Linked DNA regions of Homo sapiens: region 2 is linked to region 1. Evidence: chromatin contacts called from ENCODE Hi-C or POLR2A ChIA-PET data. All regions are on one chromosome and are shown on one strand. Each heading gives the region's core, a stretch centred on a gene start or an enhancer-like site at or near the end of the contact. The rest is flanking DNA. Distances are from core to core; before and after follow the strand shown.

The links. Hi-C counts contacts between places; a loop is a spot of excess contacts on that map. ChIA-PET counts read pairs that join two places held with the same protein, here RNA polymerase II (POLR2A). Pooled maps may share reads with other maps.
Region 2: a pooled map shows a loop between it and region 1 (2.3-fold over the local background). The contact joins two enhancer-like sites. A Hi-C loop is called at or near these places in 6 of 168 maps with a recorded cell type or tissue (adrenal gland, body of pancreas, left cardiac atrium and 2 more) and 4 of 50 pooled maps. POLR2A ChIA-PET finds 5 or more read pairs at or near these places in 6 of 52 experiments (H1, MCF 10A, OCI-LY7 and 3 more).

Annotation. Positions count from the first base shown.
Region 1 is chr6:43,720,784-43,728,174 of GRCh38, reverse strand. No RefSeq gene overlaps it. Among named protein-coding and RNA genes, the nearest start is that of MRPS18A, 37 kb to the right of the region's middle. RefSeq lists an enhancer at 3,145-3,234. Within about 2 kb of position 2,939, at least 13 of the 41 ENCODE cell types and tissues checked have a DNase peak (open chromatin) inside an H3K27ac peak, as active enhancers do; they include right lobe of liver, where a contact is called at or near this core.
Region 2 is chr6:44,092,078-44,099,468 of GRCh38, reverse strand. No RefSeq gene overlaps it. Among named protein-coding and RNA genes, the nearest start is that of SCIRT, 21 kb to the right of the region's middle. RefSeq lists an enhancer at 263-432 and silencers at 2,476-2,645, 2,423-2,717. Within about 2 kb of position 2,613, at least 2 of the 41 ENCODE cell types and tissues checked have a DNase peak (open chromatin) inside an H3K27ac peak, as active enhancers do; they include right lobe of liver, where a contact is called at or near this core.

The sequences.
Region 1 (7,391 bases), core at 1,690-4,189:
CACATCTGGCTAATTTTTCTATCTTTTGTAGAGACAGGATTTCACCATATTGCCCAGGCTGGTCTTATCTTAAACTCCTGGGCTCAAGCAATCCACCTGCCTCAGCCTCCCAAAGTGCTGGGATTACAGGTGTAAGCCACTGTACCTGGCAGGGCTCTTATTATTTTTCCAATTATTATTCGTCTTTGCACAATACCCCACACAGATCATCTGGAAAGAATGACTGGGAAACCAGGCTTTAAGCGTTCACCAGACCCCTTCCTTACTTTCAGACCCTGACTCATGGAGAAAGGACCAAGGCTGGAATCTTTGTCCCTGGTCTGGTTCACCAGCACTCTGAGGTCCTTTGCAGCACTCACCCTTTCCAATCATTTCCATGCTCCTTTGTGCTCATGTGTGCATTCATTTATTCATTCATTCATTCATTCAGCAAACGTATCATATTCTAGTCTGAGCCCATCCTAGGGTCTGGGACTACAAAGAAAATCATGGCCTGGGCCTTTCTTCAAAGGCCTCACTCACTCATTCATTCATCAAACATTTACTAGGGGCCTCCTCTGGGCCCACACCTACATATTCTGTTTCTATCCTCTCTTGCCTTTGGACATGAAATAATTATTCAGGGAGTCATTTCCCAGAGATTATTTCATTTCCAATCTTCTTCTCATGCTTTCCGCCCTGTGTACCCACTCTGCGCACACACCAAATCACACAGAGAAACCAAAACAGAGATCCAGAAAGAATATTCTCCCACATCTCCTGTGGCTGAAGACTTTCCACTAGTTCCCAGAGTCTGGAAGGAAGAGCAACAGCAACTGAGTCCTCTGGAATTTTTTTCCATTCATTCATTCATTCATTTATTCACTCAACAAACAGTTTACTGAGCACTGTATCTGTGCCAGGCCCTGTGCTAGGAAGTGTGGGGGTAACAGAAATGAATAATCACAGAGTGCACCCTCGAGGAGTCTCCATTCAGTGGGCCAGTGGCTCATTCTTTCCACAAATATTCACTGAGCTTCTCTAAAGCATCAGTTAAGCTTTGGGAATGTGAACAAGAAAGATGAAGGCCCTGCACTCAAGGAGCTTGCTATCTATGAGGCGATGTCTCGTGCTGTCTGTGAGACAGACAATGGGCAAGTAAGCAAACCAGTAGACCACTGTTTTTCCAAGCAAGGCTCCGAAGAAAATAAAACAGGGTGATAGGACAGTGACTGAGGTTAGACAACACAAGTGAATTAAATTTGAGCAGGGCACTTACTTGCCTTCTCTGGGCTTCAGTTTCCTCAAGGAGAACAATCATATCCATCTCCACCATGGGAAGCAAACGAGTTAGTATATGTAAAGCCTGGAACATAGTGAGCACTATGTAAGTGTCATCAATTATTTATTTTTCCCAGGGAAGGGGAGGGTGGAATGGAGGAGTCTCACTCTGTCACCCAGGCTGGAGTGCAGTGGCATGATCGTGGCTCACTGCAGGCTTGACTGCCTGGGCTCAAGCAATCCTCCCACCTCAGCCTTCTGAGTAGCTGGGACTACAGGTGTGCACCACCACACCTGGCTAATTTGTTTACTTTTTGTAGAGATAGGGGTTTCATTATGTTGCCCAGGCTGGTCTCAAACTCCTGGACTCAAGCAATCCTCCCGCCTTGGCCTCCCAAAGTGCATCATTTGTTATTTTTAGGTAGATGCATAAGCAGATCATCAAAACATTAGGTGGTTAGTGCAGAATAAGGCAATGTAGATCCAGGGCATCCTGGGAGCACTGGAGAGGAGCCCCAACGTGCCAGGTACAGCCCAGCCAGGGAAGAGAGTCAGGACACTGGGCATAGATGCCCTCCCTGCGTCACCTAACCCTGCATCCCTGGAACCCACTGGCCACCCCCAAGGATGTTGCCTTTCTGAAGTGCTGGAGCAAGTGGAGAGGGGCAGAAGAAATGCATGTGCCCCACCTCCCTGCGGACAAGAGGGGAGAGAGGGTACACAGGTGGCCACAGGCAGGCAGAATAGGGCCTGCTTTCATGGGCCACCTCCTCCCAGGACCCTGGCTCTCCAAAGTGCCTGCCACCCTGTCTGGTGATAGAAATGCTGGGGAGTTGGGAGGAGGGCGGGTGCCCTAACACTCAATCCACATGGAGCAGAATGAAGGGGCAACTCCCCTTTCATGGAGTTCTTTCCTAGACCCTAGAGTTCAAGAGTTCAGGACTCCTGTTCACAGGAGCACACTATCTTTCCACCACTCTCAGCAGGGAGTATCACTGCCCCCACCTCTTAGATGAGTACATGGAGGCTGAGAAGGGACACTGATCTTTCTCAGTCACTCAGTTCAGAAGTGGCAGCGGAAAGTCAGCATCTGGGCTGGCTGCAAAGTGGCCACTCTTCTTCTCCTTCCCCGTTCTGCTTCTCCCAATTTGGGGTGCCCAGGAAAGCCTATTATGTAGGGAGGGCAGGGCTGTGAGACTCAGGGGAGGTGGGGGAGTGAGAGGCAGATATTGCTGTGTAAAATGACCTGGATCTGTGGTGAGGGCTCCAGGATTGGTGGAGAGAGCAGGGTACAGAACTGGGTTGGGGGGTTACAGCCAGGAAGAGATGGAACCACAGGGAGGAAGCCCCGCCTGCCCCCCATCCTCATCACAATAGGCATCGTGGCAAACAGAAGGAGGAAGGGGCAAGGCCCCAACCCCTCCTCCACAGTATCACCTGGCCAGGCAGCCCCATTCCCAGCCCTGCGCCCACAGGGACCAGGATGTGGGCAACTAGGGATAGACAAGCCCTGACGTAGACAACTCTGCGACCCCCATGCCTGGCCTCCTTAGCCACCAGCCAAATACTCTTTGTGGTTTGGGCACCGGCCAAGCGCCCACACCCCAGCTCACGGGACCACAGCTTCCCTGTTGCATCAGGTTACTGAGCGCGTGCACACGCCCCAGAGCCTGTTACACAACTGTGGTGCGCGTGCGCAGCACCCACACACCCTGGGTGGCTCCACAGTCCCACAGAAGAAACCGCAGCCTTGCCTGGAGTGCACAGGGCCCGCTCCAGACTCTTGGCATTGAGAGCTGGAGATGGGGGTTAGGGGGAGGAGGGTGCCTGGTCTGGGGCCAGGATCTGTGAGCTCCACCACTGGCTCATTGTGAAACACCAGTAAGTCATGGCCCCTCTCTGAGCCTGTTTCCCCACCTAGAAAGGAAGCTCACCTTCCACCCTGATGATCTACATACCCAATTGCCCTCTGCGCCCCTCAACACCCTCCAAACCACCACCACCATCTCCCTTCCTGTAGGAATGTCAGCAAGAGAGGGAAGCAAGAATCTGCACAGAGAGGAGACGGAGGGGTGGATAAGATGACCTCTAAAAGGGCCCTTTCCTCTTGGGGCTTCTCCCCAGTAGAAGTGGGTGTGCCTTGAGGGGAGCTCCATCATCACCCTTTCTCCAGGAAGACCGAGGACAGTGGCCAGAGCTCTTTTGAGAAGAGACTAAGGAGCAGGAGGCAGGGGATGGGTAACTTTCTTCTGGAGGCAGGGGATGGGTAACTTTCTTCTTTGTAGTTTTTTCCCCCACTTTTCTACAACAGACATGTGTCACACACTACTTGCAATGGGTGGAGGAGGGAGTGTGTTGGGAGGGCAAATGCTCTTGGGGAAGGTTAATGTATCAAGCACACCCCCTTTCCCACCCTTAAGCCAGCATTTCCCTAACTATGTTGTGGCAAACGGGCTCAAATAAGCACAGGAAACCTGAGTTAAACACAGTCTAACAGGTTTTCTTGACTGCAGGACTTCTCTGAGCCTCTAACATGCTAATCTGGGCTACAACCCTCAGAGACGAGGGACGAGACAAGGAAACGCATTTAATCTCAGAGCTCTTTATAGGGGAGCATCTCAAGATGCACTTACTAGGCACTGCTGGAACTCAGAGTCCGGTGGCACGCCAGGCCCACACCCCATTGGTGAAGAGCCTCCATGGAGGAGAGACAGCCTAGGCCCCGGAGGACACCAAGGGCAGATGCCCTAGGCAGCTACCTCCCACTGCGTGAGTCCAATCCCAATCCTTCTCCCCAGAACTGGTCCAAGACCTGTATCCCAGTTACGAAGGCAGGTAGTAATGTGGGAGGGCCCATGGGTGGCCCTGCCGCTTCCCTGAAGTTACTTAGATCTGCAGTGACCCCTGCTGGCTCTAGCCAAAATCACCCCTCCCCTTACTCCTCACCTTCCTCCTTGCCAATCCCTGGCCCTCCAGCCTCTTCCTCATTAGCCTTGACGCAGCCCCATCAGGACCCACCGTGACCACACCCAAACACCAGATCCTTTATGCTTTCCTTCATGCCTGGGGTTGGAATCTGGCCAGGCTTTGACTGAGCAACATGTTAGTGAGTTCTGAGGCCTGTGCTGGGGAGGCCCTGATGGCATGAGGAAGAGGGCTCCGAGGACAGCCTGACCCCTTATCAAGGGCACAGTCACCCGCATGGAAGTTCAAGACCACTATCATAACAGCAAACATTCATTGGCTTTTTCAGGAACAGAGCTGAATCCTTTATGTCGAGTATTCCATTTAATTCTCATAAGAATTCTACAGGCACTGTTCCTGCATTGATCCAGTTTTCCAATGAGAAACTGAGGCTCAGAAGTTTAAAAATTACCAAATGGCAAAACTCAGATTCAAATCTGGATTTCTGGATTTGAGCCCACCCGTTCCTTCCCCGTGCTATTTTGCTCTTCTTGCTTCTGCCCACCCCTCAATCCACCTACAGTGTTCAAGTGTAGTTTTTTCTGCCCAGTGCCCGTGGTTTTGGGGAAGATGACTCAAGTGGACTTGCCTCATGTCCTCCAAGCATGGCCTTGTGAGCAGACCTAGCCAGTCATTATACCCTTCCCCCTAGTCAACGGGAACACAGATTGGGTTTTCATCCCCCGGAACCCATTCTTTCTTCTGATAAATAGCCTCTTGATTTCCTCTGGGCAGTCCCTACACTCTCAGTAAAAGTGGCTTGGATGGAAATGACTCCATCTCCCTGTCTCCGTGGGAAGATTCAGACCACTCAAGCACAGAAAAAAAAAAAAAAAAAAAAAAAAGTCCTATCCATAGTGATTGGTTCAGGAAGGACATATGACCAAACCAGGCCCATCAGAGTCAATCCTGGAATTTTACTGGAGCCACTGGGAAGAAGAATGGCTTTCTGCTCTCTCCGAAGTTACTAAATGGGTACGTATATTCCAAGAGTTTCCAGGAGTACTGCCTAAGGAGAACATGCGCGAGAAGGAAGCCCACACAGAGGAGAGCAGAGACCAAGCCCTGCAGACATTGTCCGGGCTGTGCCAAAGACAGACTCACCCCTGGACTCTTCAGTGATATAAGCCAATAAATTACTTTTTTGTTGTTGTTTTTGTCTTAAGCAAGTATGAGTTGGGTTCCTGTCCTTTGAAACAAAGATCTATCGAAGCCTCCCCCCATTATTCCTCATTGTTAACAGCTGTGTTTCCTTCTTGCCTTTTTCTCCCATGCTTACACAGACATACTGGACACTTTCTAAATAAAAATTGACGCCACTGGCTACTCCTTTCTTCAAGATATACTCTTTCGCTTATTTTTGTAAAGCCTAGCTCCCGGTTTTCGGCTCTCTTCCTGCCCCTCTGAAGTCCTGTCCATCTTATTTTCCTTCACTGGCTCCTCTCTGTTTGCGAGTAACAGAAACCACCTCTGGCACTTATAAGAAAAAATAAAAAACAAAAGAATTAACTGGAAAAATATTAAGGAGCTAGGTCAGAGAATCGACTGGGAGTCTGGAGTACCTAACTTGGAAACCAGACAGAAGTGACTTGGCTGAACTCCAAAGGCCCCTTCCATCCTAGTGTCAGGATGCTCAAGATGCCCAGACCCAAGAGTCTGACCAGCTGAGTTTAGGTCAGATGGCCGCCCCTCGGCTGCTCCATGGAGGTGAAAGGGAGGGCCTGGTGCAATGAGTCTCCAGGGATCCTTCCAACTCTAGAGTAGGAAAGCAGATCATTTGTTTTTTCACCCCACAAGATGGAGAAGAGACAATGCCCCAAAAGGAAAACTCAAAATGAGGGTGAACATGTTCCCAGCATTCTCAAGGTTGTGCCCTAGGCTTTTTCTCTTCTCTCCACTGCTCCCTGGGCCTTCTCATTCCTCTCTTTGATGGCTGCAGCTGCCACCAATATGCCTACAATGCCCAGGATAGACCTCTACCCCAGACCTGTCTCTTGAGTCCAGACCCATATATCCATGAGCCTCTCTACACAGATGGCTCACAGCCCCTTCAACTCAATGCGTTCAAACTTAACTCTTCCTGGTCAGCAAACCTGCTCCTTCTTTGAGGTCCCTTAGCTTAGCAAATGCAACCACCAGACACTCCACTGATCACAGCAGAACCTGGGATCCTTGAGTCATTCTTAATGTCCCTCACCCTAGCAGTCTCAACTCTAGTACTCCCATCTTCACCTGAATAGTTCCTTGTGGCATAAATGTCTAGCCATCTCCCTTTCTTCTTTAGTGATAGGCCCATGGCTGCCCAAAATAAAGACAAATTCCCTGGCATCCTTTGCAGCTAGGAGAATCATGTGACTGAGCTCTGGCCAAAAGTCTGTGAGTAGAAATGGTGTGTCACCTACAAAGATGTGTTCTTAAAGGCAGGAGCATATCATTTCCTTCTCTCTCACCTTTTTCCTTCCTGCTGACTGGACTATGAACATAATGGCTGGAGCTGGAAAAGCCATTCTGGACTGAGATGTGAGAATGTGAGAATGGTGGAGCCACGGATTTAGCTAGAGGGAGCCTGGCACCTGTGATGACTATGGAGATTCTCCATCACCCCTGGACCACCCAGCTCTGGGCTTCACTTATGGAAGAAAATTAAACTTCTGTCTTGTTTAAACCACTCTTATTTTGGGGGTTTTCTGTCACTTACAGCTGAAGCTAATCCTGACACATTGCTCTCATCCCTGTAAACTTCAGCTTAAATGTCACTTCCTCCGAGAAGTCTTCCTGGATCACACAGATTCAGGCAGGTCCAGTTGTGATAAAATGTCATAGCATAGAAACTTATCCTGTGCTTCCCTTCACCGCTTCTCAGATTTGTATTGAAATCTTTTTTTTTTTTTTTTTCTGAGACAGAGTTTTGCTCTGTCACACAGGCTGGAGTGCAATGGCGCGATCTTGGCTCACTGCAACCTCTGCCTCCTGGGTTCAAATGATTCTCCTGCCTCAGCCTCCCTAGTAGCTGGGACTACAGGCACACGCCACCACACCTGGCTAATTTTTTGCATTTTTAGTAGAGATGGGGTTTCACCATGTTGGCCAGCCTGGTCTCGAACTCCTGACTTCGTGATCCGCCTGCCTCAGCCTCCCAAAGTGCTGAGATTACAGGCGTGAGCCAC
Region 2 (7,391 bases), core at 1,364-3,863, 370 kb before region 1:
CAGTGCCCAGAGAGGTCTGTACATACTCGTTTCAGCCTGTTTTTAATAGAATTGGAAACAATCTGAATAGCCATCAGTAGGGGCCTGGGTAAATAAGCAAAGTCCATGTGTGCCATGGAGTAGCACACAACTGTTCCAAGAAAGGATGGTGTAGGTATAGATAGATGTAGCTCTCCAAGACATATTGTTGAATGGAAAAAAGCCTGTTGAAGAGTGATATACCTCACACATTATTGTGGGTTTTTTGTTTTTTTTTTTTTTTAAGACAGGGTCTCACTCTGTCACCCAGGCTGGAGTGCAGTGGTGCAATCTCAGCTCACTTCTGCCTCCATACGCCGGGTTCAAGGTGTCTCAACCTCCTGCATAGCTGGGATCACAGGCCACCATGCCCAGATAATTTTTGTGTTTTTAGTAGAGACGCGTTTTCGCCATGTTGACCAGGCCGGTCCCGAACTCCTGGTCTCAAGTGATTCACCCGCCTCGTTCTCCCAAAGTGCCGGGATTACAAGCATGAACCACTGTGCCCGGCCCCACACACATTATTTATGTAAAATCACTTAACAACGTTATTTCCTACAAATACAGAAAAATTTATGGGACTGGGTGCAGTGGCTCACACCTATAATCCCAGCACTTTGGGAGGCTGAGGTGGGTGGTCACTCGAGACCAGGAGTTCGAGACCAGCCTGGCCAACATGGTGAAACCCCGTCTCTACTAAAAATACAAAAATTAGCTGGGCCTGGTGGTGTGCACCTGTAATCCCAGCCACTTGGGAGGCTGAGCATGAAGATCACCTGAACCTGGGAGGCAGAGGTTGTGGTGAGCTGTGATATCACACCACTACATTCCCTGCACTCCAGCCTGGGCACCAGAGCAAGATACCCTGTCTCAAAAAAAAAAAAAAAAAAAGGCAAAAAAGCACAAGAATGATACCCAAGACAGTGCTAATAGTGGGAGTTCCTTTGGGGAGGAGGGAGGTAGAAGGTTCCTGGTCAAAGGTGACACAGCTCTGTAGTGCTTTAATTTTTTAATAAAGAGACTATATCCCTCTATTATTTGTGTACTTAAAATCACAAATAATTTTAAAATGCAATGCACATACCATGTGTATGGGGGAATGAGGGCAAGAGGAAGGGATTCTGAAGGAGGTGGTGTGGGGTAGAGCTTTTATATCAGACAAGCCTGTATTCCAGTCCTGACCTTGACAATTACCTGCCAGTGACTTCAGGCAAGTCACCTTACTCTCTGAGTCTCAGCCTCCTCATTTGAGAAGTCAGGATGACAATGTCTGCCTTCCAGGGCTCTTGTGTGGATATGGAGTAGGCCGTAGAATTCTTGGCACATAGTAGGTGCTCAGCGTATCAATCATAGCCATTATTGTTATTTCAAATTTCAGCCAAAAATAATCACTTGAGCTCTTAGTAGGTGACAGTTGGATTAAGGACATTGGGACTGTATCTGGTTCAATCAGGGATGACTTCCTGGGGGAGGAGGGGCTTGAGCTACTTAAATATATGTGGGAAGTGGGGCAGCATTGAGTTAGAGAGAGGGCTGTGTGCAGAGGCCAGGGAGGGATTATGCCTGTGTGCCTATTATTAGTAATGATATTACTTATTTCCATATTATAGACAAAGAGGGAGAGTCCAAGTAACTTGTCCACAGACACATAGCTAGTAAGTGTAGGGTGTTCACATGGAAGGGATGGGCAGAGGAAGAGAAATGGGAAAATGCAGGAAACTGGGATAGTTCTGTGGGAGGAGAAGGGAGAAAAAGAATGGGCTTTGTAATCAGAAAGGCTCCTGAAGAGAGGGATGTGGGGGATTTAACAGGCCAGCCATTGCCCTTTACTTAAAAAAAAAAATGCCCAGGGGAGATGTAGGACCTTAAGGTCTTACCTTTGCAAGACGCTCTTGACAGAGGCCACTGGCTCTCCATCTCCCTTGGGCCCAAGCAGAAAGGATTGGGGCCCCTCCCCACAGGAAGGGGTGCTAGGCTGACTAGTCCTAGGAGGCTGGGCGTCTTTTCCCCAGGAACCCTCCAAGAACTGGGTGGGTTGAGAGCTGGCTGGCAGTACTGTGCCAAATGAAGTCGCTGCATGCCCTGTAACCTGGCAATTCCGCTTCTTAGGTTTTCAGGCCGAGCCGTAACGGTTCCTGTCAAGGACGGTCATGGCAGGGTTGCTGGGGTGTTGGAGGGAACTTGGGTGCCTGTCGCCCTCAGAGTGGGTAAATAAATGTGGAAGGTGCCCACCAGAAACTAAATGTGCTCACAGCAACATGAATGAGGTTTAAAAATACAGTGCTGAGCGAAAACAATTAAGAAATATATCTATAATGTGTGTGTGTGTTTTTTATATATATATATATATATATATATATATATATTACTAATTGTGAAACTAAAAAATACATGCACTTGTTTTGCAAGGACACATACAAATGGTTGGCTATGGGTTAGGATGAGGAATGAGAATAAAAATGAGATAAATGCAGAGTGTGGTGAAATCCAGTTCCTCTGCAGGTGGAAAGGGTGGCCAAGCGGTCAACCCACATTTCTGTGCACATTGTGCCATCTAGTGGGCAAAGGGGCGTTCAGCTGCCCTGGTCCTGGAGCTGGTGCAACTATGGCACCATGACATCCTGGGCAGGTGCTGCCTCAGCTGGGCCCCCAGAGCAGAGGTGAGAGGTGAGTGCTGCCTGTCAAGTGGGGGCCAGGCACAGCCTGCTGTAGGCCTGGCCAGTGGGGCTGGTAGCCATTTCTGTTGCAGCAGGGAGGAGGGTTCAGACAGGCCTGCCTGCCTCCAGGAGCTGTCTGATGTCAGGGCTGGCTCTTCACCGCCTGCTATGGCAGGCAGGCAGGTGGTTCCTGAGAAGGGAGTGGCTGAGACTCTGATGCCAGATTTTCACATGTAGCCCTCCCTTCTGGCAGGAAAGAGAGCATCTGGCAGGATCATTGTGAAAGCAAAGAGGAGAGAGGAGAGCAGGTAGAGACACTCAGAGTCTAGAGAGAGCAATGACTACCTTGAGGTGGAGTACGGAGGACAGACCCTGGCACCAGACTGCCAGGGTTCACATCCCTTGGGCAAGTCCCCTGTGCATCAGTTTCCCCTCCTTGGAATGTAATAGTACGTACCTTGTAGGGTTGAAGTGAGTCAAAATAAGGCACTTAAAACAGGTCCCCTTTCCGGGTCAGGGCTGTGTAAGTGTTGTCCACTCTCAGTATCTGAGGTTCACCCAACTCCTGTAAAGCCAGCACCCTGCTCTCATCCTTCATGAGAGTCATGGGGCATGAACAGAATGCCCTGGGCTGATGGGGGTCACTGCAGCAGGGCCTGGGGCTATAGGCTAGGAAGGGACTCCAGCCATGGACCCAGGCCAAACTGTGGAGGGAGGTGGGGTGAAGCAGGGCGGGGCCTGGGGCTGGGGACACTGCATTCTTTTTTTGTTTTTTGAGACGGAGTTTCGCTCTCGTCACCCAGATTGGAGTGCAATGGCGCCATCTCGGGTTCAAGCGATTCTCCTGCCTCAGCCTCCCAAGTAGCTGGGATTACGGGCTCCTCCCACCACGCCCAGCTAATTTTTTGTATTTTTAGTAGAGACAGGGTTTCACCATGCTGGCCAGGCTGGTCTCGAACTCCTGACCTCAGGTGATCCGCCAACCTTGGCCTCCCAAAGTACTGGGATTTTACAGGCATGAGCCACCACGCCCAGCTGGACACCCCATTCTTGGGGTCTGTAAAAATACTTTCTTGGCCGGGTGTGGTAGCTCATTCCTGTAATCCTAGCACTTTGGGAGGCTAAGGAGGGTGGGTCACCTGAGATCAGGAGTTCGAGACCAGCTGGCCAACATGGTGAAAACCTGTCTCTACTAAAAATACAAAAATTAGCTGGGTGTGGTGGCACACGCCTGTAGTTTCAGCTACTCAGGAGGCTGAGGCAGGAAAATCGCTTGAACTCGGGAGGCAGAGGTTGCAGTGAGCCAAGATCGCACCATTGCACTCCAGCCTGGGCAACAAGAGTGAAACTCCTTCTCAGTCTTGGTTACCTCTGGGGCTTGACGGGCCCTGTCCTGCCCCACCTCTCTCTACAGCCTCTGGCCATTTATTTTAGCTGCCCCTCCCCACACACCAGCCTCTCCAGGCCCCTGCATCACAGTCATCTTTCTAAAGCACAGTACAGCTCAGCCTGTTGAAGAACCTGCCTTGGCTCCTCGTTGCCCAGAAATTCAATGTAGACATCCTTGGTAGGCATTCAGGGTCCCTTCTGGTCTGGCCCACCCTGCCTTCCACGCCCATCTCCCGCCAGTTCTACTCTCAGCAACTCCATTGCCTCTCAGCTCCCACCAGGCCTCATGTTCCACATCCCTGGCCTTGCTCAAGTTATTCTCCTTGTTTTGAGCGCTCGTCCTCCCCACTTTTCCACCTGGCAAAATCCTCCTCATTCTTAGGGACCCAGTTAGTTCCTCCATGAAGACTTCCCCGGCAAACTGTGTCCCCCCACCCCAGGCTTCTGTCATAAACCACTTGTCATTAATCACTTAACAGTTATCACATTTTGTCACAGCCAGCCAGTTCCTGTTCAGTGAGTAGAGGAAAGAAAACATGGACTTTGTTACCAGACTATATGATGGAATCTCAGCTTGGCTACTCACCAGCTATGCGACCCTGGGCAAGTTACTTAACCTCTGAGCTTTGGTTTTCTCATCTACTAAATGGGGATAATGCTCATATTTAACCCGGATTCCTCACCAGGCCTGCAAAGCCTTGCCTGCCTCCTGTCTCCTGTTGCTCTCCACATCTCACCCACATCAACGTCCCTGCCCCTCCTTGAACATTCTCAGTCCTTTCTTGCGTCCCTGCCTTTGCACCTGCCCTTCTCTACCTGGAATGTTTCCTTCTCATTCCATTCTCCACCTCATTTCCAATGTCACCTCCTCAGAGAGGCCCTCTGCAACCACCTTCTCTAAATCCCCCGCCTGGTTTTGCTTCATCTTACTTTCTGTTTATTTTCTTCTAGGGCTTATCCCAACCTGAAATTTCCCTACTTTCTGGCTTGCTTGTCAGCTCCGTGAGTGTGGGGCTCTTTTCTCTGGGAACTCAGAAGATGAACAGACTTGATACGTGTTAGTCCTGGCCTCTCCTCTTCCTCCAAGCCACACCTGCTCATCTGTGAGCCCCTTCAGGGCAGGGCATCATGTCCTCCTCATTTTTGCTTTCTTGACCCTGAGCAGTATGCCTGGTCCATAGTGAACCCTTAGCCTGTATTTGCTGCCTGCCTGCCTGTCATTGTCTTCCCCAACCTTTTCCCTTAGCAGCCCTTGGTGATCTCCTGATGGTTTCTAACACATGCTGCAGGTTACATGTGGAGCTGAGCCTGATATCTCCCAGAGTGGGAATGTCCAGGGGTGGCCTCATGTTTCTGCCACTTACTTTGCTTTCCAGCCCAGGACAGGATTTTGAGTGGAGAGTTTGGGGTATATTACTGGCTGTAGCATTAGGGACCTTGGCCACGCCCTTTGCATTACCCTGCGTGGTAGGACAATACCTAGAATGGTCTGGTCAAACCCGAGAGACTTACAGAAGGTCAAGAGGACACAGCGATGCTCATAGGCCCCTCTCAGTGGGGAGATTGGGCTGTGACTTGTTCAGGCGGAGTGGGGTCCACACAGTCTGATGAAGCTTCATTTGGTTCAGAGGAAAATTGCTCTCTGAACACAGACCATCCCTTCTTTTTTTTTTTTTTTTTTTTTTTGAGATGGAGTTTTGCTCTTGTTGCCCAGGTTGGAGTGCAGTGGCATGATCTCGGCTCACCACAACCTCTGCCTCCTGGGTTCAAGTGATTCTCCTGCCTCGGCCTCCCGAGTAGCTGGGATTACAGGCATGCGCCACCATGGCTGGCTAATTTTTTGTAATTTTAGTAGAGACGGGGTTTCTCCGTGTTGGTCAGGCTGGTCTTGAACTCCTGATCTCAGGTGACCCACCCTCCTTGGCCTCCCAAAGTGCTGGGGTTATAGGTGTGAGCCACTGCGCCCGGACTCCATCCCTTCTTAAGCTGACCCAGGGGTCTGGTAATTGAGTGAGTGTGATGGCTCAATGTTACCCACCTCCTCTGGCATCAGGATGTAGGGACCAGTCCGTTGGTATGCAGAGGTTGTGGTACCCAGCCTGGCATCAGCGATGCTGGGAAGAGGGAATGCTGTTGCCTGTCTGCTGCTGTGGGAATGACAGAGAGGGCTGGAAGGAGTGGCCTGGCAGGGATGGACCCCAGGGCCCGTGCCTTCCTTGTGCTCACTGAGCAAATGAAGCAGGATTCACTCCCTGCTGGGAGAGGGAGATTAGGGTTAGGGAGCACAGTGTTGTGCTCTCAGATTTGAGGATTTATCAATAAAAATTCAAAAAGTCATTTTGGGAACTGGCATAAAGGTTCGTGGCATCTTATTTTGTCAAGTAAGGACACAGGATAGGTAAAAAATTAGTTTCCTACTATTGTATCCTAAAAAATGAATATTTTAATACCAAAAATTGAAAACAAGAATAGTTCTTCCCTAGAAAGGCCGAACAGCATTCTTATGCTGACATTTTGAGCTATGGACAGGGGAGAACAAGGTCAGAAACCAGCTCCTGGGAATTGTTGGGTAAGGAGTTTGGAGAGCGTGTGCGTGTGAAGGGAGATAGTGTTGAAGCAGGTTGCTGGCCTGGTGGCATGATTGGAGGGAAAGGGCCTGAATATTTCCTGGATTAGTCCAGAATATTTCCTGGATTAGTTTAGAAATTCTTCAGTCCCCTCTATCACTTAGGCTTCCTGTGGATTAACTCGTTTTCTCTTTGAAAGTGTAAACATCCCATGGGCAGGGTCCATCAGAGAACCTCGACAAGTGTTGCTCTGTGTACAACCTCCCGGGAGGGTGTCTGTACAGGTGAAATCTGGCTGGGATAAATGTCAAGGACATGTGTGGGGAAAGGAGAGGGAGGAAAGAAACCAACCCTTGCTGGTCCTTACTGTGTTCCTGCACTACACTTAGGGCTTTTTCATGAGTTAACAAAGAGCTGCTGCTTATCTCCATTTTACAGATGAGAAAACTGAGGCCCAGAAAGACTCAGTGATTTGCCCAAGGTCACACAGCCAGTGTTGGAACCAGCATTTACATTCAGGCCTATGTGAACTCAAGTTCAGAGCTTTTATTTCTCCAGCAGGCCAAGGCACAAAAAATTTTAAAAACAACTTGAGTCCCATCTTCCTGTTGGCATAGTGTCTGGCAGACATCTTTTTGATTCGTTCTGTCCATCTGGAAACACTGTGGCTGACTCTGTGTTGGCAGCTCCCAGGCCCTTGGAGGGGAGGTTCAAAACTCACATTTTTTTTTAACTTAAGAGAATTCTGGCAGAGTACACA